Regions from separate parts of the Mus musculus genome. Here all the other regions are linked to region 3. Evidence: chromatin loops called from intact Hi-C (ENCODE). Cell type or tissue: heart. All regions are shown on one strand. Each heading gives the region's core, and the rest is flanking DNA. Links, peaks and the distances in the headings are about the cores only.

The links. A loop is a pair of places that touch in the nucleus more often than their neighbours do. Peaks named below come from ENCODE experiments on the same cell type or tissue, not always from the same donor. Only the 100,000 strongest peaks of a DNase experiment are listed, where the experiment ranks them.
Region 1: it touches region 3 in a loop (7-fold over the local background); 11 of 42 quality-filtered maps call a loop at or near these places.
Region 2: it touches region 3 in a loop (5-fold over the local background); 7 of 42 quality-filtered maps call a loop at or near these places.
Region 4: it touches region 3 in a loop (2.2-fold over the local background); 4 of 42 quality-filtered maps call a loop at or near these places.

What each region holds. Positions count from the first base shown.
Region 1 is chr14:25,303,056-25,309,114 of GRCm38, reverse strand. The region is part of intron 2 of Zmiz1os1 (a long non-coding RNA gene); the gene reads left to right. It overlaps LOC115486423 (a long non-coding RNA gene), which reads left to right. Exons shown (of 2, transcript XR_001781198.1): 1 at 1-1,703; 2 at 2,726-5,494. Among named protein-coding and RNA genes, the nearest start is that of Gm41113, 73 kb to the left of the region's middle. In heart, for the core only: a CTCF peak has its summit at 4,499; DNase peaks (open chromatin) are centred at 864 and 4,454; H3K4me3 peaks cover 564 bases; H3K27ac peaks cover 3,897 bases.
Region 2 is chr14:25,113,525-25,119,583 of GRCm38, reverse strand. No RefSeq gene overlaps it. Among named protein-coding and RNA genes, the nearest start is that of Gm32123, 7.3 kb to the right of the region's middle. In heart, for the core only: no CTCF peak of the experiment used is centred there; a DNase peak (open chromatin) is centred at 2,973; H3K27ac peaks cover 874 bases.
Region 3 is chr14:25,375,494-25,381,552 of GRCm38, reverse strand. All of the region lies in intron 1 of Zmiz1os1 (a long non-coding RNA gene), which reads left to right. It overlaps Gm41113 (a long non-coding RNA gene), which reads right to left and starts at 2,276. Exons shown (of 2, transcript XR_874439.2): 1 at 2,083-2,276. In heart, for the core only: a CTCF peak has its summit at 3,508; DNase peaks (open chromatin) are centred at 2,442, 3,012, 3,522 and 4,262; H3K4me3 peaks cover 2,238 bases; H3K27ac peaks cover 3,887 bases.
Region 4 is chr14:25,223,706-25,229,764 of GRCm38, reverse strand. No RefSeq gene overlaps it. Among named protein-coding and RNA genes, the nearest start is that of Gm32379, 15 kb to the right of the region's middle. In heart, for the core only: no CTCF peak of the experiment used is centred there; DNase peaks (open chromatin) are centred at 864, 2,364, 3,044, 3,374 and 1 weaker place; H3K4me3 peaks cover 1,144 bases; H3K27ac peaks cover 3,231 bases.

The DNA.
Region 1 (6,059 bases), core at 372-5,371, 72 kb after region 3:
TTAGAGCATTTCCGTGTCTGAGGTTGCAGACAGTAGAACAGGCCTGATACAGAGCAATGTTCTGGGAGGCCGAGACAGTCTGGACAGGTGCACTCTCTTTCTCTCTCCCTTCATGTTTTGCTATTCCTCCTGGTGTCGTGTGGATGTCCTCGGATTTCTAGATTGGAAGTTCTTTCCTTCTTTATTTTGGTTAACAAGAACAGCAAATAACACACTTTGCAAGGACAGCTACCTCCTTTGGTCTGCTGAGTGGCTCAGCTTCATGGACCCTGTTTCTAGGAAGATTATAGCAGGTCTCTCAGCTGGCACAAGAACAGACCAGAGAGACACTGACCCACACCAATATGCTCAGGAAGTAAGTTATTTGTCCAAAGTTACACATTCATAAACCAAGATGTCAGGCTGGGTCTACCAGCATGGGGAGTCCAAGCTGTGTGTCTGTCTTATTTCTCACTCGGGATGGATGTACAGGGTGGATAGAGGTCGTGAGTCCCATGGGAGGCAAGCTTGAGTGGGCGATGAGATTTGTAGAACTTAGGGGAGTTAACTGGCTCCCCGCATGGGGGCTTGGAGGCATCGCTGATACCACAAGGTTGCTGGCAGGGTATTCATGGGCCATGGTCTTTGTCCCCTGAACAGTGTCCAGGAGGGAGAATGTGTGAGTGACAGGTGGAGCTGCTGAGCTCAGGTGCAGTTTAGGGGTAGTAGAGGTTCCTGTGGAACACTCCTCCCAAGAGCCCCCAGCAGGGTGGCTCAGGCTCAGTGACATTGCCTCCCCAGTGATCTTGGAGTATAGACTCTTTCAGGACATCCTGAGACTGGCTGTGCTCCAGGTCTAGAACAAAGGGCCCAGGGTGCTCTGGAGCAGGAGGCTTCGGGTGGAGAGGTAGACAGCTCAGCACAGCTAAGAGGCTGCTGTCCTCACAGGGACCTAGGGCCCCGTGCCAGCCAACAGGGTCAGACATGACTTCCTAAAGATGTGGGTACTGCCTTTCTGGTATATCTGGGGACTGTGGTGTTTCCCCTCTGGGCTGAGGTCGACAGGTTTGGAAAATATGGGTCCAAAGAACCCAAAGAAGTTTAGGGCTGGGGCTACCCACTGCAGGTAGGAGTCTGTGGAGGAAGCAGCTCTGGCACCAGCAGAGGAAGGAGCCCTTACTATACTCCTGGGAAGATGGCCCTGTAGCAGAGTGATCTAGGCAGGGTCTCTTAGACATCCCAGCCTCTGCATTTCCACCCCATGCACAGCCAGGGGCCCAGTCATAATTCCATGCTTCCCGCTCTTTCCCCTGCCTTGTTCACAGAGTGCCCATCCAAGGCAACTGTGAAAGTGAGCCCTCAGCTGCATGGGGAAAGAGAGGGATATAGATAGCCTGTGAAAGAGAGAAAGATGGGGGGGGGGGAGGTGGGCACCACACTCAGGGAGGGAGCCACTGTCACTCAGACACAGCTGGATCAAGAGGCAGAGAAGTAAAAGTGGAGACAAGAGAAAGGCTGAGGTAGGAGCAGGTCCTGAGAGAGGAACTGGGTAGAAGGAAACAGCTATGTGTGGACAGAAGAGAGGGAAGGGCCAAGAAAGAGAGGCAGGGAACCCCACATAGATACACAGAGGACCAATAAGGACAAAGGTCACCTATGGCTCAGGGCCATAAACTGGGGCCAGGAAGAGGTGCAGGACAAGTGGGAGACAGCACAAAGGGCAGGTGAGAAGAGGCGGTGAGGAAGGAGGAAATGTGGGGAGGTGAGCACCATGTGGGAATGAGAAACTGTGTGTGTAGATCAGAGAAGGGAAGGGCAGGGCTGGCACTGAGCTCTGTCCGTGGAGGACTGGGGCCAGCAGCAGCCACTGGTCTGAGATCCCTCTGGTTGGCTATGCATTGCCTAAGGAGCCAGCTGCCCCAGGCTGCCTCCTACAGAGTCTGGAGGTTCCAGTCCTCAGTCTGTTATGGTTGCTGTGGCCACACCTGATTGTGCTCTCCTGAAGAGCCAAGATTTGGGGCACTGGTGGGTCCTGTGCAGAGTGAAAGCTGAGAGCAGGTCAGTGACCCCCGAGAGCCAGCCCCATGTAAGGAACTGGACTTCACACCCCAAGACAATGAAATCATTGTTCTGTGGGCCCCAAAGTTCCAGACAGGGTTGCCTTCATTTTAAAGAGGAGACTATAGCCTAATGAAGAGTCCCGACCACAGTGCAGTGTCTGGTGTGCGGCAAAGGCCAGAGAGGCCTGGGTGGGATGGACAGAGCCTTCCTTTCCAGTGGAATTCCCCTCCCATCATGGAGGTGACAGAATCTGAGGACAGGCTTGTCTCACATTCCAGATGTGGCCCCCAGCAACACCTCTGGCTGGGAGGCAAATGTCAGCTTCCCTGTGGGTTCTGGGGAAGAAGGGGGTCTAGTCCTACATTTGTTAGCAGAGTATAGAGTCACATCAGCCCCAGTCGTGCGGTAAGGCAGTGTCTTCTACAGCTGAGACAGAAAGGTTGGTGTTTGGCTTGAGAGCATCGGGACAAAGGCCTCCTTCACGGGTCTGTTAGAATAAGAAGGGGTGCCTTTTCTGAGCTGAAGTTGCTTGAACTCTACTGAAGGGCGTTTAGATTTCCCACGGGGGAAGCCATGATGCTGAGACCTCTGGATATTCACTGCTACTTCCTCCATTCCTCTGCTTCCATCCTTCTAACTCCCTTCCCCCAACCCACTCTCACATTGTTCTCCTGTTCTGGGCCAGGTCAGCACGGCAAGACTGCTATCAAGGAGACATGTGTAGTTCCGGGTCTTGGGGCTCATTATCGACTGCAGCAGTTGCTGTGGCTGCTGGACCATCAGGATCTGTGGATGTGTTTAGACAGATGGAGGAATTACAGATGGGCTCAGGAGCTGTACGCGGGATACTGGAGGTTGGTGCTTTCTCCCTGGAGGCTGAGATTTGCAACTCTAGGCTAGATTTGTAAACTGTCAAATCTCAAGGCATTTGAACTCTGCTCTGAGGGGGCAGTGTGAAGTTATAAGCCGTGATGGTCATGATCACAGCTGCCTGTGCTTTAAGAGGTAGGGGATTGAGCAGGAAGGGAACACAGAGATGGTAAGAGACACTGGAAGGGGATAGGATAATGTTAAAATGGATGATGGTGATGTTTGCTGACCCTGATGGTACCGATGAGGTGATGATAAAGGCAATGGCAGTAGTTGAGGGAGTGTGCTGGTGAAGATGGTGATGGTGGTGGTGTTGACAGCAATGGCAATGACAAAGTGATGATGTTGACCGTGATATTTGTGTGTTTGTGGTGATGGTATCGACGGTGTTGATGATGATTATGGTGATGGTAGTAGTCTTGGTGGTGGTAATGGTGATGGGTCATGGTGGTAATGTTTGTAATATTGGTGGCGATGTTTATGGTCTTGGTGGTGACAATGATGATAGTGGCTTTTTTTTTTTAAGTTGGCAGTGATGCTGATGATTATGGTGATGATAGTGGTGGTTGTGGTGCTGCTGTTGATGGTGGTGACAGCGATGGTGAAGGCTGTGGTTGTGGTAATGTTGGCAGTAGTGAATCCTGACCAGGAGAGAATCTAGAAGGTGCAGAAGAGCTGATGTAATGGTATTTGATGACAGGAGCCATTTGCATTAGGGGAGGTGTGAGGTGATGGCTTTGGATGTTCTTATAGCCTATCGGATATCTAGGTGGTGTCCAGTGGACAGTGAGTACTGGGATCTGGAATTTAGCCAGACAAAGATGAGAGCGGTAGAGAATACACCTGCTTTGGGCATGAGATGCCCGAGAGAGGGCACAGAGGGACAGAACCAGAGCCAGGGTCTCTGTGGCTTCCTGATGTTCAGAAGGGTTTCCGAGTCTCCAGGCTTCCTAGGCTCTGCCCAGGGGCTGGAATCCAGGCTTCTCTGCTTGCCTCTCACCAGTGTCACACTCAGTGTTTTTATTCCTCGCCAGGTTCTCAGGAGGATGACATTTGAAAAGGGAGCTCTGTGCTAAAAAAAAAAAAAATCTCTTTCTAACCCAGGTGAAGGAATTGCCATCCTGTGGGGTTAAGAGAAGGGCCTGGGTGACCCCTTGTGACAGCTGGTCCAGGCTGGAATCAATCTGGAGCTCTGCAAAGGGATCGTGGTGTGTGGAGCAGCCTGCGAATAGGGATCTCTTTATAAGGAGGCTCCCTTCTCCCTTAACAAGCCCAGCGAGTCTGCAGTGGGTCTGGTGGAGGGGGTTGCAGCAGAGACGGTGGCAGGGCTTGAGGAGGTGCCTGATTACAAGTCCTCTAAAACCTGGGCTATGGCTCCAGCCAGATGTCGTCCCAGTGAGCACGTGGCCCTGCTGTGGCCCCAGTTTGGCTGCCGATGACTGCCTGGCCTTTCCTGCCCTCTCCTGCCACAGGCCCTCACACCAGGCCGGAATGTCCTCAGGAAGCGGCATCTCGCTCTGCAGAGGGAGCTTTGCTTCTGGACTCCTGGCTGCAGCTCCAGCCAGGATGTTTTGCAATGAGCCTGGGGAAGCGTCCATTCCGGGAAGATCAGGGAGTGGACGGTGCTTGCCAGCAGGGGTCTGGGTGAGAGGGCAGCCACTGCCTGCTGGGCTGGGGTGGGACAGCCCATTCCTCAGGCCCTGTGGGACCTTGGCCTCTAAGCTGTTTATCTGTCTGTCTGCCTGTCCATCTGGATTAGAGGGGCTGGCTTGCTCACTTCAGTTCCCCAAAGGGCTCCCAACTGCAGGGCAGCTTGAGCCTTCTTTCGCTTTATTTCATCTTGGAATGTTTTTGAATATGACTCAAAAGCGATTACAAATTGAAAAGGTACGCCTGCTTCCAGCCACACTGCCCCTGCCCAGGATCCTGGGCCCCAGGAGTAAACTCCCTCAAGTCCCTTTTGTAGTTTGTTGTCTAGTGTTCTGTTTGCAAACAGAAGTGGCTGCTCCTACCCCAGAGGAATCATGCTATGTGCGATGCTTAGGGCTTTGTTCTCCAAAGGGCCACATGACTGTCTGCACAGGACTCCAGCAGGGGTCATCAAGCGCCATGTGGATCCCTCACATAGGACTGTCTGTATTTGCTTTGGAGGAACATGCTGGAGGTGCAAGGCTCTCTACTTTCTTAAGAGCCAGTCCCTTCTCTGGTCTAACCTGTTCCTCCTACTTTCTCATGTAGCCACATTGACAGGAGAAGACCCCGAGGAAGCATGCCCAAGGGAAAACTGTAAATGACAAAGCCGAGGACTTCAATTCAGGTGGACTGGGATTCGACTCTTTCCTCTTTGTCTGTTGTACTGTTGGGAACTTTAGACCTATGGAGTCTTCTATTTTTAGGAGCCAGACCTTCGAAAATTGGAGAGGGCCAGCCAGTATGTCAAGATCTCACGGCTGCCCTTCCCTCTTGTCCTGACACCTGAGCTCTCCTGTGTGTGAAGGATTTCCGCATGCCCAGAAGACAGCTTCAAGCTTCCAGAGCCAGGCACACTTATAGAAGAAAGGAATAAAACCATTTTACAGATGTGTATGCCGAGGCAGCTGAAAGCAATTGCTGACTTGGGTCATGGTTTAAGTCAGGGTGGGTTCTGGGCCCCTGGCCCTCACATGTCCCTACCCAGCATCCTCTTTACCTGCTCTTCCCCCATAGTGTCACTTTGTGCTTTGTCCCTGAAGGCTTTTACCTGTCTTCTCCACTTTTCTCAGCCTTGTTTACCTGACGGTTCCTTTCCTTGGTCTTCACTGGCTAAGGTCAGCCTCTGGTGTGTATGTATGTGTGTGTGTGTGTGCACATGTGTGTGTGCATGTGTGTATGTATGTAAGTGGGTGTGTATGTGTGAGTGTGTGTGTACATGTGTGAGTGTGTTATATGTGCGAGTGTATGTGTATGTGTGGGTATGTATATGTGAGTGTGTGTATGCATTCTGTGAGTGTATATGTAAGTGTGAGTATGTGTAAATGATTATGTGTGTATATATGGGTGGGTATGTATATGTGTGAGTATGTATACGTATGTGACTTTATATGTGTGTGTATGTGTGAATGAGTGTGTGTATGTGTGTGTGTTAACTGAAGCATGATCTTGGTGGTATA
Region 2 (6,059 bases), core at 696-5,695, 260 kb after region 3:
AATCCACACAGGATGACAGGTGGCACAGGACAGCCCCACTGTGAATTTTTCCTGCTTCTGTGACAGTGGGATTTGACAATTTCCCATTATGTCTCTCCTCTGGGACTTCAACATCATCCATCCATGCATGTGCTGTCATGCCATTAGGGTCTCACCTGATGAGGGCCAACATGGCTAGACTTGGCCTTGTCTGTAGGCCTGTGGGATGCTTGTAAGACCAGCAGGAATGTTTGACCATGTGACCACTGTAAGGAAAAATAGCAGCTAGTCTCACAGTCTTCATCCTCTGTCATCCACCGGCTTCTCATAAGGAAGTGTGGAAAGTGTCCATACCCAGGCCCACCTCAGAGCCATGAAGTTAAACCCAAGGTGCAGTGGTGTGGAGAAAGCATGATATAAGCCAGCCATGCAAACATGAGATTGCATCAGAAGTCTGTGGTGAATGTGGAAGGGCCAAACACGGACGACCCAGCCCTGCAGTTCCTAAGTCTGATGGGTCATGTGTGGACACAGAAAGGGGCATCCCTCACAGAAACCCTGCAGTCCCTGCTCAAGAGACTCCATTTCAGGAGCCATCAACTTCAATGACAGGGATATTTAGAGAGTACATAGAAGAGCCTCAGTAGGAGACATGGCCATGGACTTGGCCTGAGACTCAGATCCCCTGACTCCCTACCTGCTCCCTGTGGTCTCTGGCCAATCACCACTCCACATGAGTCCCAGTCTTTGGTGAGCATCCTCTCCAGCTCAGAGAGTAGCTGGGAAGGCACATTGTTGGAGTCAGGCTTGGCTTGGAGTCTAGTTGTACTGCTTGACTGCTGTGTGGGCCCAGCCAAGGCCTTCATCGGCATCATGGAGAATAAGGCTAATGAATCATGGCTGGTTATGGGGTTTAAACATATGCTAACACTCTTTGTAAGCTCCAAAACCATGAATTATTTGCTGTGTAAATTGAAACTTAAGTCCAGGATAAAGGATGCCTGGGAACAATCCCCCAAGAGAAGCAGCCACATGTCCATCTCTTCTGTCCATACCAGGATTTCCTGAAAGCCACCCTACGGCAAACAAGCCCTTGTGTGTGCAAAGCTGAAAGATGATCTGAAATCCCAAGATGGATGCTAGTGGGTGGTCCAAAGGAGAGGATCTAATCACCCTCCCTAGCATTCATACTAAGGGAAGCAGGTTGAATGACTGCCTTTCTGAGAAAGCTCGACATTCAGTCAGCACTCCATATATCAGGGGGAAATATGATTGATGGAAGGGGAGAATGTAGGGCAGTGCATTAGTTTGCTTCTGATGCTGTGATAAAACACCACAATCAAAGGCAACTTGAGGAGGAAAAGGTTTGTTTCATGTCCAATGCTATGAGCCATCATTGAGGGAAACTAGGACAGGGACTCAAGCAGGGCAGGCACCTGGAGGCAGGAACTGGAGCAGAGACTATGGAGGAACTCTGCTTATTGAATGGATCTCTGTGGCCTGTTCATCCTGTTTTCTTGTACACTCCAGGACTCCCTGCCTAAGGGTAGCGCCGCCCATAGTGGGCTTAGCCATCCCACATCAACCATTCATCAAGAAAATGGCCCACAGACTTGCCTACAGGCCAATCTGATGGAGGCATTTTCTCAACTGAAGTTCCTTATTCCCAGATGACCCTAGCTGTGTCAAGTTGCAAAATAAATAAATAAATAAATAAATAAATAAATAAATAAATAAATTAAATTTAAAAAAATCTAATCAGCATAGTCAGGAATAGAAAGTCTTCCCAGGACAGACCACTTCTCTATGCTTCAGCTGCCCCTTGCCATCTCTGTCACAGCTCTCAGCCAAGATGGTGACAGTGAGATCAGCTTCCTGTCACAAAACCCACAGGCACATTGAAGACAGCTCTTTACTGTGGTAGTTGTCACTTGGTTCCTGTCCTTGTACCTGATCTGTGACTGATGGGCATGCAAGCTGAAGGAATGCTTGAATGAGGGAGACATCAAACTGAGAGGCAGAGATCTTCCTGCAGAGCTCGGCTAACTCTCAGCCACGACCTGGCCACTAGACTGGGGGGCAAGCAGAAGGCCAAGGGGAAGCAGTTTGATGAGGAAACCAAGAAGAAGTTTGGAAAACCAAACCATTGAGTAACACAATAGAAGATGAATTGCCAGGGGAGGGGGTATGGGCAGGAGAAGGAACAGTTTAAAGCAACCACCTCATGAGTTGACAGGTTTGGAATTAGTAACAACCTCAAAGGAGAGAGATGAAAAGGAAGAAAAAGGTTTTGAAGGAGTTTGGATAACTCGGTGAGGAAGAGTTCAGTGGCTCACATTGCAGGGAGATCTTCAGTCAGGTCTCAGAGGAGAGAGAGAGGAGAGGGGAATTGGGTGTGTGTGTTTGTGTCTACGGAGAGTTTCTGCCAGAAATGCCTCAACACTGCCACCCCTATCAGAAGGGGAAAGGGTCAGCCCACCCACACTCCTGTTTGTCTTACTCTGCCTGTCAGAAACCAACAGCCACATAGATAAAGCTCTCAGATCTGAAGCAGAAAGAGGGAGACAGTTTGTTCTGGGCCTTGAGTGATTAAGTCTCGGAGCAAACTGGCTCATTTTGCTTTCCTTCAATTTCTCACCTTGAAAGCCTCACAATAACGATTAAGAACTGTTCAGGAATAGTTACTCTCTCACCAGGGCATGAGAAGCAGAGGGCATCAGTCCCCATGTTCTAAGGGTCTGATTCAAACAAGAGCAGCCATACAAACTGGCCAGGAGCTCTGGTCAAACGAGACACACTGGGGAAGCTGCTGGACAGTCAATGGCCTGTTGTGGCTTAGGACTCCTTTGTAGACAGAGAAAGTTCTGTACAGGACAAAAGAGGGACTTCTGTTTGGACAAAGTGGTCAATAAGACCTCTAGCACCCATGGGATAACTCCATGATGGCTTGAGTTGGGGTGTGTGTAACACACTTCAAAAAGCGGCCTCTACTGGTGACATGGGGTACTGCAGCCCAGCTTGAGTAGCTGGTGTAATACAATCAGAACAGGCTTGTTAAGGAGGGCGTCCTATGGTATCAACATGCTGTCGTGGAAGTACTTGATTGCATATGAAGAGAAAATTCAAATTCTAAAGGACCATCCTAGAGCAATTCTAGTGATGTATATGCTGAAGCCTACAGGGTTCCAGAAAGGTGGTAACCCATACGTAGTATACAACTACCACGCCCTCCTGGTTACACAAAGTGTAAGCAGAACCCTTATTCTACAAAGTATCTGTGATAAACTGCTATGAGATGTGCGTCTGCCTTGGCAGTATAACTGAAGGGAAAATAAGTTTCTTGATGTATTATCACATGATCACCTGTGTGATAGTCACATTGTAGGTCTCTTGTGGGAGTCACAGTGTACAGAGTAGGTCCCAAGGGAAGCAAGACTTGCCTGTGGAGTTGGATTAAACTTTTCGATCAGAGTGAAGCATGCAGCATAAGCCTGCAGTTTGAGTACTCAGTGGACAGAGGCAGGTGGATCTCCCCATGAATTTGAGGACAGCCTGGTCTACAGAGAGGTACTCAGTCTCAAAACATTTTCTTTTTCAGTCAGAAAGATGAGTCCGGGAATGCACAGAAATGATGCATCAGGACCAGGAGGGTCTGAAAGCCATTCCTTTAAACTGCATTCCTCAGTTCAGATGGTAAACTGAGATCACAGATGAGTGATTCTTTCAGTGGCCCTTAGCAAGAGGAAAAACTAGTCACATACAGGATTCCAGCCCAGGGCCTTCTTAGGAAGATTGCTAGCTCCCTATTTTCTACAGTTGTACCATCTAAGGATCTCTCTTGCAACTCCTTTAAGAGGTTATTTTATGATGGAAATGGCGTAAATTCTTTACTGCACTGTCTTGAAGACTATAGCATCTGCCTCGCCCCGAGAAGAGATCCTCACTCTCCTTTTGCAAGTATGGTTGGGGTCAAAACATCGCGTCTTTAGAATCATATGAATCCAGGTGACAGCGTCCATGTGACAAGTGGAAGACCAAGCTCACGAGAGTAGGGAAGTCACTCTGGGACCCTTTGAGCATCCTCTAGCAGGAGCACTCTTGTGCCCAGCTTCAGTGCCCTTCAGGAGACGATTAGAGTCATCTCAAGGAAGGCTGAATTGGGGGCACCAAGCCTCCGTGGACTCAAGAGCATCTTCACTCCAGCATCCCTTATGCGCCTCATAATGGATCCTTTCTTTAAACATTACACCCCTCAATTAGCTCATAATTGCTGTCCATGCCCTATGAATTATGCATTGTGTGAGGCAAATACAGGTTCCCAGGCACTGGACAAATCGCAAGCTGTTGAAGAAGCTGGGGTAATTACCAAAACAATCCTGGGACCCTGGGGAAGGGAATGCATTTCTTGCCTCTCCTCCCTGCCTTCTTCCACGCATGACTGGGGTTCGTCCCCCCACCCCACCCCGGGCTTCAGTCAGTAGTGTCTGGGTTCAGAGCCTGTACCCTGTGCCCAGGAAGATGTTGACGCTCACTCTGTTTCAGTGCCCTTACTACTTACAGCCTCGCCAGCCCTTTGCATCCTTAGCTTGAAGCATTTGCTCCCTCTTGAGTTTGTGTGTTTCATAGGGCTGGGTTTTGGGTAAGGATCACCTTTGTGGCAAAACAGAGATGGTGGCTTGTTCAGCAAGTGACAAATGTCATGGCAGTGGATGGCTTAAAGCTATTTTTTTCTTTTTTTGAAAAGGGACAAAGAGGCCACTTGGGAAGCACTCGCGTTAATTACAAGGGAATTTACATTTATTGAAACTTCTCAAACCCTCTAACAGAGGGTTAAGATATGTATTCAAAAAGCAATAAAATAGCAGTCCTTCCCTTATGCTCAGCCACCCATGCTGGTTCTCCACCATCTACCCTTGCATGCAAGTTGTCTTGAGTCATTTGGTTAATGCTATACATAAACACATGTGTGCACTCATGGCAATCTTATATTGAGCAGAGGGTAACTGTCTTTCTATGGATCCCCCCCATTCTTCCTAGATATTCATTTGAAGAATAACCAATCACTACAATTATCTTTCTATCCAGACAGCTTGAATAAGGTATCTTTAGATTTTTGCATTCAAATCTTTTTCTATAAAACAACTTAGTTCTTACAAGTTTATTCAGCTTAAAGGAATGAAGGCTTATTCTAGATTCTATGCATTTTGATCTCTGTGTGTCTGTCAGTCTCTTCCTCCCCCTCCCTCCCTCCCCCTCCCTCCCTCCCTCCCTCCCTCCCTCCCTTCAGCATTGCCCCCCAAGGTCTAATACATGCTAGGTAAGGACTCTAGCACTGAGCTATATCCTTTTTATTAATTTTGAAACAGTTTTAATAATTTGCCCAGGCTGGCCTTGAACTCACTCCCTAGCTCAGGCTGCTCTTGAACTTGTGACTCCTCAGACCTTCAAGTCCCTCTGACTTTCTTACACATCTTTCATGGAATTCATACTGAGCCGACTGCTATGCCAGGCTTTTAATATTTCTGCCATTCATCTAGTTATTCTTTAAATGTTTATTTAGAGCTATTATGTGCCATTGCGCTGGGCCAGAAACTGGAGTTGCCAAAGTCGTGGTCCTTGCTTTTAAGTAGCTCATGATCTTTCAAAGAAGACAGAAGGCCATCGAATCCTGAGCTGATGACCTGAACTCAGGGCTCAGTATGGCAAACAAAAGGCCAAGGACTGAGCTTAAACCTTAGCATCTCCACTTCCGGAACTTCATAATCTTTGTGGATCTCAGTTTCTTTATCTGTAAAATGGGAGGAAGTAGGAATACAAGTGGGCAACGTTATGAACATTCTCTTCACAAAATTTTAGAATCCATTTGTACTTTTTAAAAGTCAGTCATGCATTGGTTTGAAATTTTACTAAGATACAAATTCCAACCAAGTGGGCACCAGTATGAACACTGCTACTTTCTTCACGGAACAAAAGATAAAACTGAGCTAATTACTTTTGATATCAAAAGGTCAATTATTTGTAGGTTCCAAATCCTCCCCCCTGTGGTCATCTCTTTGGCAGGAAACATGACTAAGCCTGTG
Region 3 (6,059 bases), core at 418-5,417:
TGAATTGATAAACCCTGCAGAGGTCAGGTGGTAAGACCGAGGCCTGGATGCCTGGGATGAGCTGGAGTCCAGGCCAGTTTCTCCTGGCTGAGCCCAGCAGGAGATATGGGAGGAGGTTGGAGCAAGCTTCAGATCATGGCTGATCTCATCTGTGCTAAGTCACGGGTTGTGTACCAGGAAGAATACCAGGAGAAAGTAGCAGTGCCAGCACGTGGAAGTCAGAAGGTATGATCCAGCTGAGCTCAGCGTCTAACAGAGGTGTGGGACAAGACAGGGGTGGATACCATAACCCCTGAAGGAGACAAAATGGTCTTGCAGAGGAAGATCAGCCTTCTGTAACCTTCACCTTTGGAGGAGAGAAGAGGAAAGCTCTACAAGAGATTAGGGATGACTGGGGAGGCAGGGGTAGGGGCCCAGGCACAAAGAATAATGCATCCATCCTGGCAGCCCCAGAAGGACAGAGAATAAGAAAAAGTAACTGCATGCCCGCATAGATACATGGTAGATAGAGCCATGGAGGGCATTGGGTGGGAAAGCTCAGTGGTTAAGCGTGGGGAGAGAGGGAAGACGCTCTGTGATTCAGGATGAGACAGATGTCAGGATGGCTGTGGTCAAAGGGGTTTCCTTTAGCCAGTATTTCTGAAGAACAACAGTGTGTGTCGAGAGGCAATAGGGCACAGAAGAAGGACTTCACGATTTTGATGGAGTTGAGTGTCTCCAGGATGGACAGTCCCGAGGTAATAGGAGGCAGAGAACTCATAGGGAGATAGGAAAGAGGCAGTCATTGGACACTGTGCCAGCCTGCAGCCCCCATGTTGACACAGCCCTGAATCACTGTTCAGGCTAGTCTGGGCCTATGGCTGGGAGGGATGTGGTTGTGTGGTTTGCAAAAATGAGTGATGAGTGAAGAGAAAATGGTGTAGTGAGGATTCTGGGGTGCAGGAGAGTGTTCCTCAGATAACCATACTACTGGGACAGTTGGAAGATGAGACCAAAGAGCAAATGGTTGAAGTTGAAATGGGAGACGCAGGTGTGAAGGGGTAGCCTGGTCCAAGGTGGGCCATAGACAAAAGGTGGACATTAGGGAAGAAAGTCTCTGGAGATGGGAGCTAATGGTCTAGAGACTCCATTTATCAGGTGGGCCATGTGGATGCTAAAACCCAGCAGGTGACATCAGGTTTTGAGCAAAGGACAGTGAGTTGGGGCTATGGTCAGGGAAAGGAGTGGTACTGGGAAAGTGGAGTGCCTTATAGAAATGTGACAGGTGACACTGGGCTTGAGGGGAACCCCCATCCTGTGGAACTAATAGTATCATGGTCCAGAAACCCATCCAGGATGTTAAAGAGGCATGGGATTAATTGGGAGGCCCACAGGACAGAGGGTGTGTCCTCAGAGGAAGCAGGGATCTAGAAGGGTCAGTGGGAGATAAGGAAGGGAGGATCGGTCAGGTCTAGAGGGACGAAGAACAATGAGGAGGTGACCAGAGGAAGGCACAGGAGTGGCAAGCGTGGCCAGGTCCCAGGAGCAGTTACCCACATGCACAAAGGTAGGAGGAATGGTCAACAGGGGAAACCTGCTCATTCATCCACCCATCCACCCATTCATCTATCCATCCCCCATCCATCCATCCATCCATCCATCCATCCATCCATCCATCCATCCATCCATCCTTCCGTCTGTCCATCCATCCACTCACCCACCCACCCACTCATCCATCCATCCATCCATCCATCTACCCACCCACCCACTCATCCATCCATCCACCCACCCACTCATCCACCTATCCATCCATCCATCCATCCATCCATCCATCCATCCATCCATCCACTCATCCACCCATCCATCCATCCATCCATCCATGGCTCAAGGAATCTCCATGCCACAAACGTGGTTTTTGTGTGTGTAGGATCCATTCGTTCATTCCTGAACGAATCAGCATCCTTCCCTCATGAAGCTTGCATTCTTGATGGCATGTAAGGGGTGGGGGGCAGGAAAACAAAATGCCAAGCATGATAAGAAGGGCACTCGATGGGTGATGAGGCTGGGGCAAAAATAAAAGGCAGAGGAGGTGAAAGATCTCACCTGGATGGAGCCCCTCAGGTAGTTGTCGCCGTCCTCATGTCCTGAGGTCTCAGTCTAGGGCTTAGAAGTGTTGGTGACCTGCTGGGCTGCCTCCCCGACCCCGTGGACTGTTTGACTCTAGGCCCAACTTCCTTATGTATATATGGGATATAAAAGAACCTGTCTTATAGAGGCTCAGCACCTAGCAGGCGCTGTGCTCTGCACCATCTTAGCATCATCTTTATCCAAGGACAATTAGGAAAGGGTCGGGAGAAGACCTTGGGACCAGTAGCCCCCACCTCTGTCTGCCCAAGCCTCTTCTCTGCTGACCCAGCTGTGGAGGAAGGAGCTAGGTCCCCCACGGTGCCGTGCAGGCCCATGCCTCTGCTGGAGGCATGTGACATATTGTGGCCTGATGTGGTCTGTTTTTCCCCTCCTGGTGCAAGACATGACTCAGAGGGCCGTGCTGGGGGAATGCTTCCTCTGGCATGCCCACCTCATCGCCCCTGCTTTCTTTTGAATCGTTGAATCAGACTTTATATCTGGCTCTGCCATTCACTGGCCTTATTTATGCAGAAAAAAAACGGCCCCACAGTTCCAACTTGCTCAACAGCCCGAAAGACTTAGCTTTGGCCCCGAGGAGGGAAGGAGGGTGGGTGGGTTCCCAAACGAGGGGAAAAAGAAAGAAAAAGAAAGAGCCATCAACAATCAAAACAATGTCCTCCGCCCTGTCTAATCTGGGTAGCTTTCAGGGTTGGGGTAACGCGTTTCCACAGTGGATCCCCCCCTTCACCCCCTCCCAGGCTGTTTTCACAGGAAGCGAATCCTGGGGCGTTTTCAACGTGCCCCTCCAGGCAGAACAATGAGGCCCTTGAAGCCTGGGATCCTCGCTTCCTCCTGTTATCCCGGAGCAGGCGAGGGAGTCTGCGCGCGGAGGGGACCCCGGGACCTACGCAGGGCCAGCGGTGGGGGAGGGCCTGGCCTGCAGGGTGTCGCCGAGCCGCCCCGGGGAAGCCCGGCAGCCAAATCACAGGTTGGGATCCGCCGGTGATGCCGAGGTACCCGGTCTTTAACCGGTTCCCCGATGATGGGCGGGAAGGGGAGGAGGAGACGAAGATCCAATTACGGCTGCTCCGGCCGGGTCGCCCGGAGGTGGCGGCGGGATAGGGGACAGAGAGCCTCGGGCAGGCGGGCCTGGGATGCCTGGGCCGCTGCTCCCGCCGGGCCTCAGCTGCCTCATTGTTTATTGTGGAGCCGGCCTCTCCCCTTCCCGTCCTCTCCCGCCCGCCCGCCCGCCAGCTCCTGTCCTCCCTCCTTCTAGAAGAAAGAAGAGCCAGTCTGTGGAGGCGAATGAGTCATGAATAAACAAACAGCGTAGGGGGGAGCTGTCACTCCGAACTGACTTCCTGGCTGCGCTAGGCTAGGCGACCTCCTGGTGGGGCCCAGAAGTCAGCCAGGCTGCGGCTGCGCAGAGCGCATCGCACAACCCGGATTTGTCTCCCTTCCACCCCAATCCCGGGTGGGGTGCCCAGGACCTTGATTCTCAGGCTTGTTCTTAGCCACAGTCATCACAAACATTTTTGCCTTAGTGTGAGTGGGACATGGTGTCCTTGTCTGGTGGAGAAAGCCAGGTTGTAAACGCTCTGCCCTGACATTTGACAAAAGCGGTGCAATCAGTCAACTCCGGGTTGGGTTTATGCTGCTAGTATAGTGTAGAACTCCTGCTCAGAGGGCGGGGCGGGGGGTGGGGGCGGGTGAGAGCGAGAGAGTGGGGGGAGGCATGGAGGGAGGGTTGGTTCATGCACACAGTGCAGAGGGATACAGGGATGTGTGTTACGAATACTGGAACATAAGGAAGTGCACATATGGAAACAGAAGTGCATTTGTGTGGGGGTCTGGTGTGTGTGTGTGTGTGTGTGTGTGTGTGTGTGTGTGTGTGTGTACTGGATGACCATTTCTTAACTCCGAATCCATTTGCTTATCATGTCTCTACTTTGTCTTTCCCCTTTTTCCTTATGTGTTCCTGTGGGTCATTTGGGGCTATCTCTCCCCATTTAGTGAGACCTCAGGGCCCCAGCAGACTGCTAGGACCTGGCTAGGCTGACTTCAGTGTCCAGCCAGTTGTGGTCCCATGCAGGCTGGTGGTGCTGATTGGTCCCTGAGGGCTCTGATAGGGCCTTGTGGGTCAGCCCCGCTGTGGCCTGTGGCTGTGAGAATGGAATCTCACTTTCTACCTGTGGGAGCCCTCCCCTCCCCCCATGACCCCGGGGAGGGCAGGACCTTGGCCAGTCCAGCTCTTCTGGGAGCTGTGACCACATGAGGTCACCAGCAGGAAGGGGCAGGACTAAGTCTTTTTCCCCCAAATCTCTGGCAACCACCCATGCTTACCTGGGTCATGGTACTATGGCTGGGCCCGGAGGAAGAAGGATGTGAACACTGAGACTGAGACAAGGAAAGAGGACTCAAGATTCTTGGCTGGGTCCAGAACCTTCAACCTTGGGCCCTGCTCTCTCTCTCTCCAGGGTGACCCCAGCTCCCAAAACTCCCTAGCTTGGGCTTAGAGCTTCCATGTAGAGAGAGACTCTAAAACTGAAGCCAAGTGTGGGCTAGCTTCCTTCTTCTGAGATCTCTACCTATCACAGAGTCATCACTAGTTCCTTCTTGCAGGGGTCAACACTCTGATATTGGTTGGTAGCCTTCACCGTGTCCTGGACAAAGAAGGTGGTGGCAGGGGAATCCAGGCCTTACCCCAGGGACTCTCCCATCCAGTAGTTGATAGACAATTTGGAAGACTAGGAGCTACACAGGTTGGGGTGCAGGTAGATTCACAGCCTGACTCTTTTATCTGCCAACTCTGTGACCTACAACAAATCATTTGACCTATCTGAATCTGCCTTTAAAATACACACGATTCTCTCCTCCATAGGTGGGCTGCAGGAGAGAGAGTGCCTGTAGCCAACAACCTAAGTTTGGCTCAGGGCGTGGTTTTACTCTCTACTCCCGTCTTGATCTGGGCTGTGATCATCAAGGGTCTAGAATTTTCCATCTTGTTTATCTTCTGGCCCAGAGAGAGGCCAGGACCTGTAGACTATCTCTGGTAATTGAGGATTCAGAAGCAGTCCACACTGTAGGTAGGGGCTTTGTGGGAACGTTGGCACTAAGGTAGCTATAATAGCCTGGGCTTAAAGCCTCTTAATAGAACATTCCTGTGGAGAGTTATCTCCACCTCCTCAAGTCGTTCCATGGCTGTTCTTGGGCTGGTTTCAACCTATAAGAAAAGTTTCTTTAGTCGTTATGGGATTAAAAACAAACTCAAAAATGCCGCCAATACTTAGGTGCAAAAATATCATATAGAGAGAGATGTGGTCTTTCCGTATTTAGATGCGCTGACTGATAGTCCCTTTCCTTCTCTGTCTTCCTGCTTCTTTGTGCCTCTCTCTTCCTTTTAGGAAGGATCTTGAGATGTAGCTAAGGCCAGCCTTGAACTCCAGATACTCCTACCTCAGTCCTCACAAGGCTGGGCTTACAGGCCGGCTAGTGGCTTACAGTGAATGTAGGTAGACTGGAGTTGAGCCACAGGGTCCCTTCGGGAAGATGCATGCTCTTCAGTTTGCCATAGTCTCTGCTCTTCTCTAAATTGATCAGGCAGGAGACTTGCCTGGAGCCCTGGAGGTGAAAGCGTCTTAAATCTCTCACTGCTGCACCCACCCGGAGCTTCAGTGAGAATTGCCTGAGGGGTTCTGGCAAGCTTTAGGTGGTGCTGTTGCCTCTGGAGGTTCAGGGACTCATGTGAAGAACCACTTGGCCATTTGAAGGTGCAGAGGGTTGGTCAGCATGCTTGGCCCATTGTGTTTATGTGGACTAGAGAAATAGTTCTTGGTGCCTATAACTCTAACAAAAGTAAACAAAGTAAAAAGGATAGAAAAGTGGGGCTATGACTGAATGGTAGAGCACCTGATTAGCATACACAAGGTTCAAACCTAGGCTTTATGACTGTG
Region 4 (6,059 bases), core at 575-5,574, 150 kb after region 3:
TTAACTTCAGCAAAAAGGAATTTATTGGCAGGATGTCGAGAGCTTGGAGAAGTGACAGGAACCTAGAGAAGCAGACTCTGGGAAGGCAGAAGCCTGGGCCTTTCTGATCACCTAGCTCAGGAGCTGTGACCATCACATACAGAAGGGAACATCTGGTCTTCATGCTGCTGAGGTTGAGACGGTGACCTCCAGCTTAGTCTCTGGATTCAGTGTCTTTCTTTTTTTTTTTTTTTCCCATTCTTCTTGCTTGTCTGTCAACCGAGGATTCCTCTTTTCTAGGCTTGTTGAATTCCCTGCCTTAAAGTGAGGGAAGTGGTGAAGTCATGCTTCCACTGTGGACGGAACTGTCGATCCTAGCATCCTTTGTAGGACTCTGTAACACAAGGTCTGTACATCCTTTGAGGAAGGGCACAGACATATATGTATCAGCGGGTCAGTTACATGTCACCTGGGAAAACGAGTAGCAGGCAGTGTTGTAGAACACTGTCAAGGCTCTTCTTGGAGATGGCAGGACGCTAAGGCAGCAGCAGCAGCAGCAGCAGCAATGACCAGTTGGAAGAAGATCCGTGCTGTGTGCTCAGCATGGGAAGCAAGGTGGCATCCTGCATGTAGTGACCACATGGATTGGTGTCCTGAGGACTATTCGGCTAAGAGCCCAGCTGTGCCCTGGCTGTCTTGCCGCTGCCCATCTGCCAGTCTATCCACCAGGCCTGTGATCTTCCTCACCTTCTATGGAATAAATCCCTGGCTGCTTCAAACTGACCAAGCAGGAGTCTGTCGCTGGCAACCCAGAAGCTTGGCTGACACTCTGAATGACTCTCAGCAGATGTGTGTTCCCAGAAGAGAGGTCGAGGCACGTTCCTGCTCCCCCTGGGATCTAGGAGCCTGGAGTTGGACCTTTGGCTTTCATAATGGGAGGCAGAAGCCTAGAATTCCCCTCCACCAAGACCACACACAGCGGGGAAGAGGCAAATTCCAGAAGGAACACAGGCTACTGTTAAATGAGGAGTGTGGGAGCACAGTTAGCAAAACAGGACACATGTGCGCTAACCAGTCTCTTTTATCCAAGTAAATAGAGTGTGCATCTTATGCGCAGGAAATGGATCTCTCTCTTCCTTCAAGTACACCACACGCACACTGCAAGCCGGATGCGTGCAGACACGGTAAAGCCTGCGGGATACAGCACTGACTGCCCTCCAGACTCCCTGGAGTAAAGGCACCAAGGATGGCTCCAGAGAAAAGGCAGGATGAGTTAGGCCTTGGAGGAGGACTGCGGGGTGGGACAAAGAGAGCAGGGGACGGAGCCACAAAAGCTTAACATGGTCTCAGCATCACACAGGGCCACAAGCACAGGCTCAGAGGAGAAGTAGGGGCACAGTGGGGCAGTGTCTGTGGGAAGATGAAAGTTTGGGGAGAGAGACTGAGGGTCAGACTGGGGTTTGGAAATATGAGCTTGAACATACTATAGCAATGGGTCAGGGGACATGTTCCTTCAGGAAAGTTAGGCCAGTCTCTGAGAAAGTTGTGTGGAAGGTGAGCAGCATGAGCAGTGGCTGGAGACTGACACAGTGCCAGAGAGAGGAAGCCGGGGCTGCAGGTTGGAAGCCTCGCCTATGGATGGCCTGGAGCCCCAATTAAGAATCTGCTGGAAGAAGCGCATGTGTCCAATATTGGGGCCTTTGGTGTGGAGGAGCTGGGAACCACTAGCAGTCAAACTCTGCTGCTGTTCCCAGCTCTGCCCAGCTTGCTAGCTGTCTGCATTTTCCTTTGCTTTCAGCCACGGTGACTTCCAACAGTGCTCTGCAGAATCTCCAGGACTTCCCAGAAGAGGCCCGTCAGAGTCTGCCTTACATGTAAAAGTTCTGCTTCAGATGTTTGTCATCTAAGAGATCCTGCCGTTAAAGTCCATGCCAGAAAAAAAAAATCAATGGATAAGCTTTCCAAGTTCCCATGTGGCTCTCTTACCACCCTGGGTGACTAACATGGCCTGGTTTGCCACACACAAGTTTCATTTTATCTAACCCCATGTTAAGATGACCACACCCAGATAAGCTAGAGGGTCGGTACCCTCAGTTTTAACATTCTGCTCTTAAAAGACAGGCTACCGTCTGGAGAGGTCACGGGGGGGGGGGGGGCGCGGCAGGCTGAACACTGGGGCTAGTGGCCTCTGCTGCCGTGGAAGTGGCAAGAGCCTCCTGAAGGAGTTGGGCAGGAGACCCCTAAGGCAACTGGGACAGCTACATGAGGCATGGGAGTCTCTGGAGCATAAGAGATTAGTTGATGCAGTCTGGATTGCTAGGACTGCTTCCCTGGGACTGGAGCCACTGGTCTGGTGTCAGGATCCAGAGAACCCTAATATCGTCTGCCTAACCCCACAGCAGCACATCCTCACGGATAGGCACAAGGCCAGAGATGTTCAAGGATAAGTCAGTGGCTCCACAGAGCATGTGCGGTTCAGGCTCCCTGCCCCACCAGACTTGCTCATCTCATCCGTGGAACTCCAGCTCCAGCTGTAGCCTCCCTCCTGGAGGTCAAGGATGGCACAAGGAAGGAGTGGCTTAGACACTAGCTGCTTCCCACTGGTCAGGGCTGCTACAGTGCTTCCTCTTGAAAAGAGGCTGGGAAATGGTGTGTTTCAGCTGAGTGGAACCAAATCAAGAGAGAGAGAGAGAGAGAGAGAGAGAGAGAGAGAGAGAGAGAGAGAGAGAGAGAGAGAGCACTCTTGTTTGGATAATTCGCGGAGTCCTCAGGAGGTTCTTAGAGGATTCTAAATACACTGGCCATCCAATCTCCCTATCACAGGAGCTTATGTCTCAGAGTCCCCTGGGTCCCAAGTGCCATAGATGCCAGGCTTGGCATGATCCACACTGCTGGGGTGCCACCAACAGGCTGCCGGAAACCCCATTTCTTTTCTCTTCCCAACAAAGCCAGATGGCAGGCAGTGTGACTCCATCTCCGGCAAAGTCCAGGGGACTTTGTCCCCTCCCTGCTTGGAAGGCTGTGCCCCCCTCCTGATGCACTTCCTGTGGCCCACAGCCCAGCCTCTCTGTGAGTGAGATCCGCCCTTCCCCCTCCCGCGCAAGCCCAGAGCGAGTCAGCCCATCTGGTTCTATTTCACTTCGTGTTACTCATCAGGATGTGTTTGCCAGGAGTTATTTGATGTTCAGGAAGAATTCTGAAGCTTTTGAAAAGAGGTAAATAAAATCCTTTATCCCCCAAAGAGTCGTGAAATTGTGTTTTGCTCAGGAGGTGGCAGGCAGCCATGTGAGGTCTGGAGGCCCCTGCCTAGCCAGGCACAGGGGCTGGAGTTTCAGGATTTGTTCTTCTGTCAGTCAGTCTGCATCTCCACTCCTCCAAGCCCTTCCTGATGCTCTCTGGGGATGCCCGAATTTGGGAACAGATGAGGGCTGCCTGTGGGGACAGCCCAGCCTGTCTCTTGCTCTTCAGCCAAGAAAGCTTTTAGGGAGCTCGCTCCTTCTGGTCCTCAGCCCTGTCACTCCACAGCCGTGCATATGAGCTCCAGGGGAGGGACCAGAGGGAGCCGTGTTCCCTGCCACAGAACAACCTGTGAGGGTGACTGACAGAGGGCCTGGGTTGGGGGAGCTCACCCCATCTGCTAGGGTCTGGATATCACAAAGCAAGGGAGCTGACATTCCTCCAAGCTCTTGTGAATGGCAACAGACATCATAGATGCTAGGAGACCCAGAAGGGCAGGCTCTGCCCCTGAGACTGTCCTACAGAGGAAGGTCCCACCCCCTTTAGCATCCATTTCTCCCAGAGTCCATGCAGCCTCCTATTTCTGCCCAGAGAAGTTTCAGTGCAATGTTGAAGTTATCCCTGACAAGGGCTGGATCCTCAGGTCTCCTTAATCCAAGGTGGACCCCTCTCTACCTTTCTGGGGGCCCTTAACCGTCCTGTTGAGAAGAGACCAATATTTGTATGATTGGTTGCTGCTTGGTCAGAATCTGAGGGTTTACTTCCACCCAAAACATCCCTATTCTATGCAATGCCCCCCACATAAGCAGCCAGGCAGAGGAGTGTGGGCTCACCCCTGTACCTCTTGATCTGTCCTCCCTATTTACAGGGATGCCAGAGGGCTCCTCCACAGCCCGGGGCAGTGTCATCTCAAATCCTACAGTACGTGAGGCTTCCCACCCACTGCATCCCTCGTGACAGCTTACAACCCTGACTATTAAACATTGATCACTCAAATTTAACATCCTATCTTCCCTTTGATATCTTCAACTGCTCTCTGCATAAGACAACAAGCCTCTTTCTGCAGCTCCGTATGAGGGAGACTTCAAAGACTTCTTCCAGGTCCCTCAGCACTGCAGTTCTGGGATTCTGCCAGCGAGACTGTCAGGAGGAAGGTTTAAGGCATCCTCTGCTGGCAGCATCTTTGGGACTCAGGCCTGTGGGGAAAGCTCCATGCATTAAGTCCTGGATTCTGGAGTGATCTGTGCATCATTGGGAAGTCAGTCAATGGCATGATAATTCTTTTCTAGAAGTATCTGTGGATCATGGCAAAGGATTTAATTCAGAGGCAGAGGCATTGGGCTTATATCTTTGAGGAGCCAGGCCTGTGTCCCTGAACTGTCCCCTGTCCAACTCTGGGTCCTCAGGAAAGTTCTGGATTCCTATCTGTTAAATGGATATGATCATTCTTAGCTCTCAGCAAAGTCCTTGAGCAGAGGGTGTGGGTACCTGGCCCATCACAAGATGCCATTCTGCTCTCTCTTGGTCCCACACGGGGTGGGCACATTCCTGGACAAGAAGCGTCAGTGACAGAGTGTGATAGGAAACATTGAACTCCTGAGAGCCAGACACTTGAGAGTCATAGCTGGCAGCCTGATCACCCGTCATTATCATCCTGTCCCTCACACGATCGGCAGGGGGCTTGTACTTTATTGTACCTATGTTAATTAGCATAGCTACCGTCTATGAAACACATCCCATGGGTCAAGGCCGAACAAAGTGATTGACCAGTGTCACCTCACATCAGCTCTAGGAGTACCTCAAAGGTAGCCTTCCTCATGGGACCTATTTCTGCATGAGCGTCTTCCTGGATAACAGACTCTACCTCGTGTTAATGGCCGTGTGGGGCTTGAAGTCAGGTCAGTGGGGCTGAAGTTCCAGCTCTTGTCTCTGTTTTCTAACTGTAGTGACATACTCCCAAAGGCACATGGTGTGTGTCTCAGTGCCCTTGGGGTTTGCAGTGGAAGATGTCATGGTACGGAGAGATGGAACAGAGAGTGAAAAAGACCTGTCTGTTCAATTTTGCACACCGTTTCTTTTTTGAGTAGCCATCTCAAAAAAACTGTTAACATTGTAAAACACCAGTTACAAGGTCATGGCTCCAGATTCCTTAGACTTCAAGAATAGACTGTGATGTTCCTGATCTCTAGAACTCTGTGGCCTCTAGCCCTCTGAGCTGCTGGGGTTGCTAGGAAAGGGACTGCTATCCCTTTGTGGGGTGTCCCCCCTGGGAGATGCTACTTGCAATGGATGATCTCTGAGTTTGGGGGAGCACTAGAATCTCCATTCTGTTCCTGAAGCATCCCCAGTGGACCCCAGAAGCTTGACTCACTGGCTCCACTGCCTCCTACTGGGGTCACACAGACTGCATCTGCCCCTTTGTCAGAGATTTTAGAGTAGTGTTTTTGCCCAGGGGTTCCAAGGTCAAATGGCTCCAGCTCCTCCCTTCAAAGCTTCCCTTGGTGTTTGTCTCCGCAGCTTCTAACTTTGCAGGACAGAGTGGGAAATGGAGACTGGGAGGAAAGAAAGGTGGTGTCATATACCTGCCGGAGAGCTGCTGGGGCTAAGGCTAAGGCATAGTACCTGGTTGCAGGAGGGAAGGGATGGATAGCCAGGAAGATGAGTGACAGCAGTTCTCCCCCAGAAGCCCTTCCCATCCCCCCATGGAGAACTCAGCATGGCAAAGCCCTTGGAGGGTACCCCACCTTGATCAGAAGCTTTCCCTGTGCTATGGGGAAGTTGCTGGTGTCCCCTAAATTGTAGGGCTGAGTTCTCCAGATGGAGCTTATCAGTGTCTAACCTGC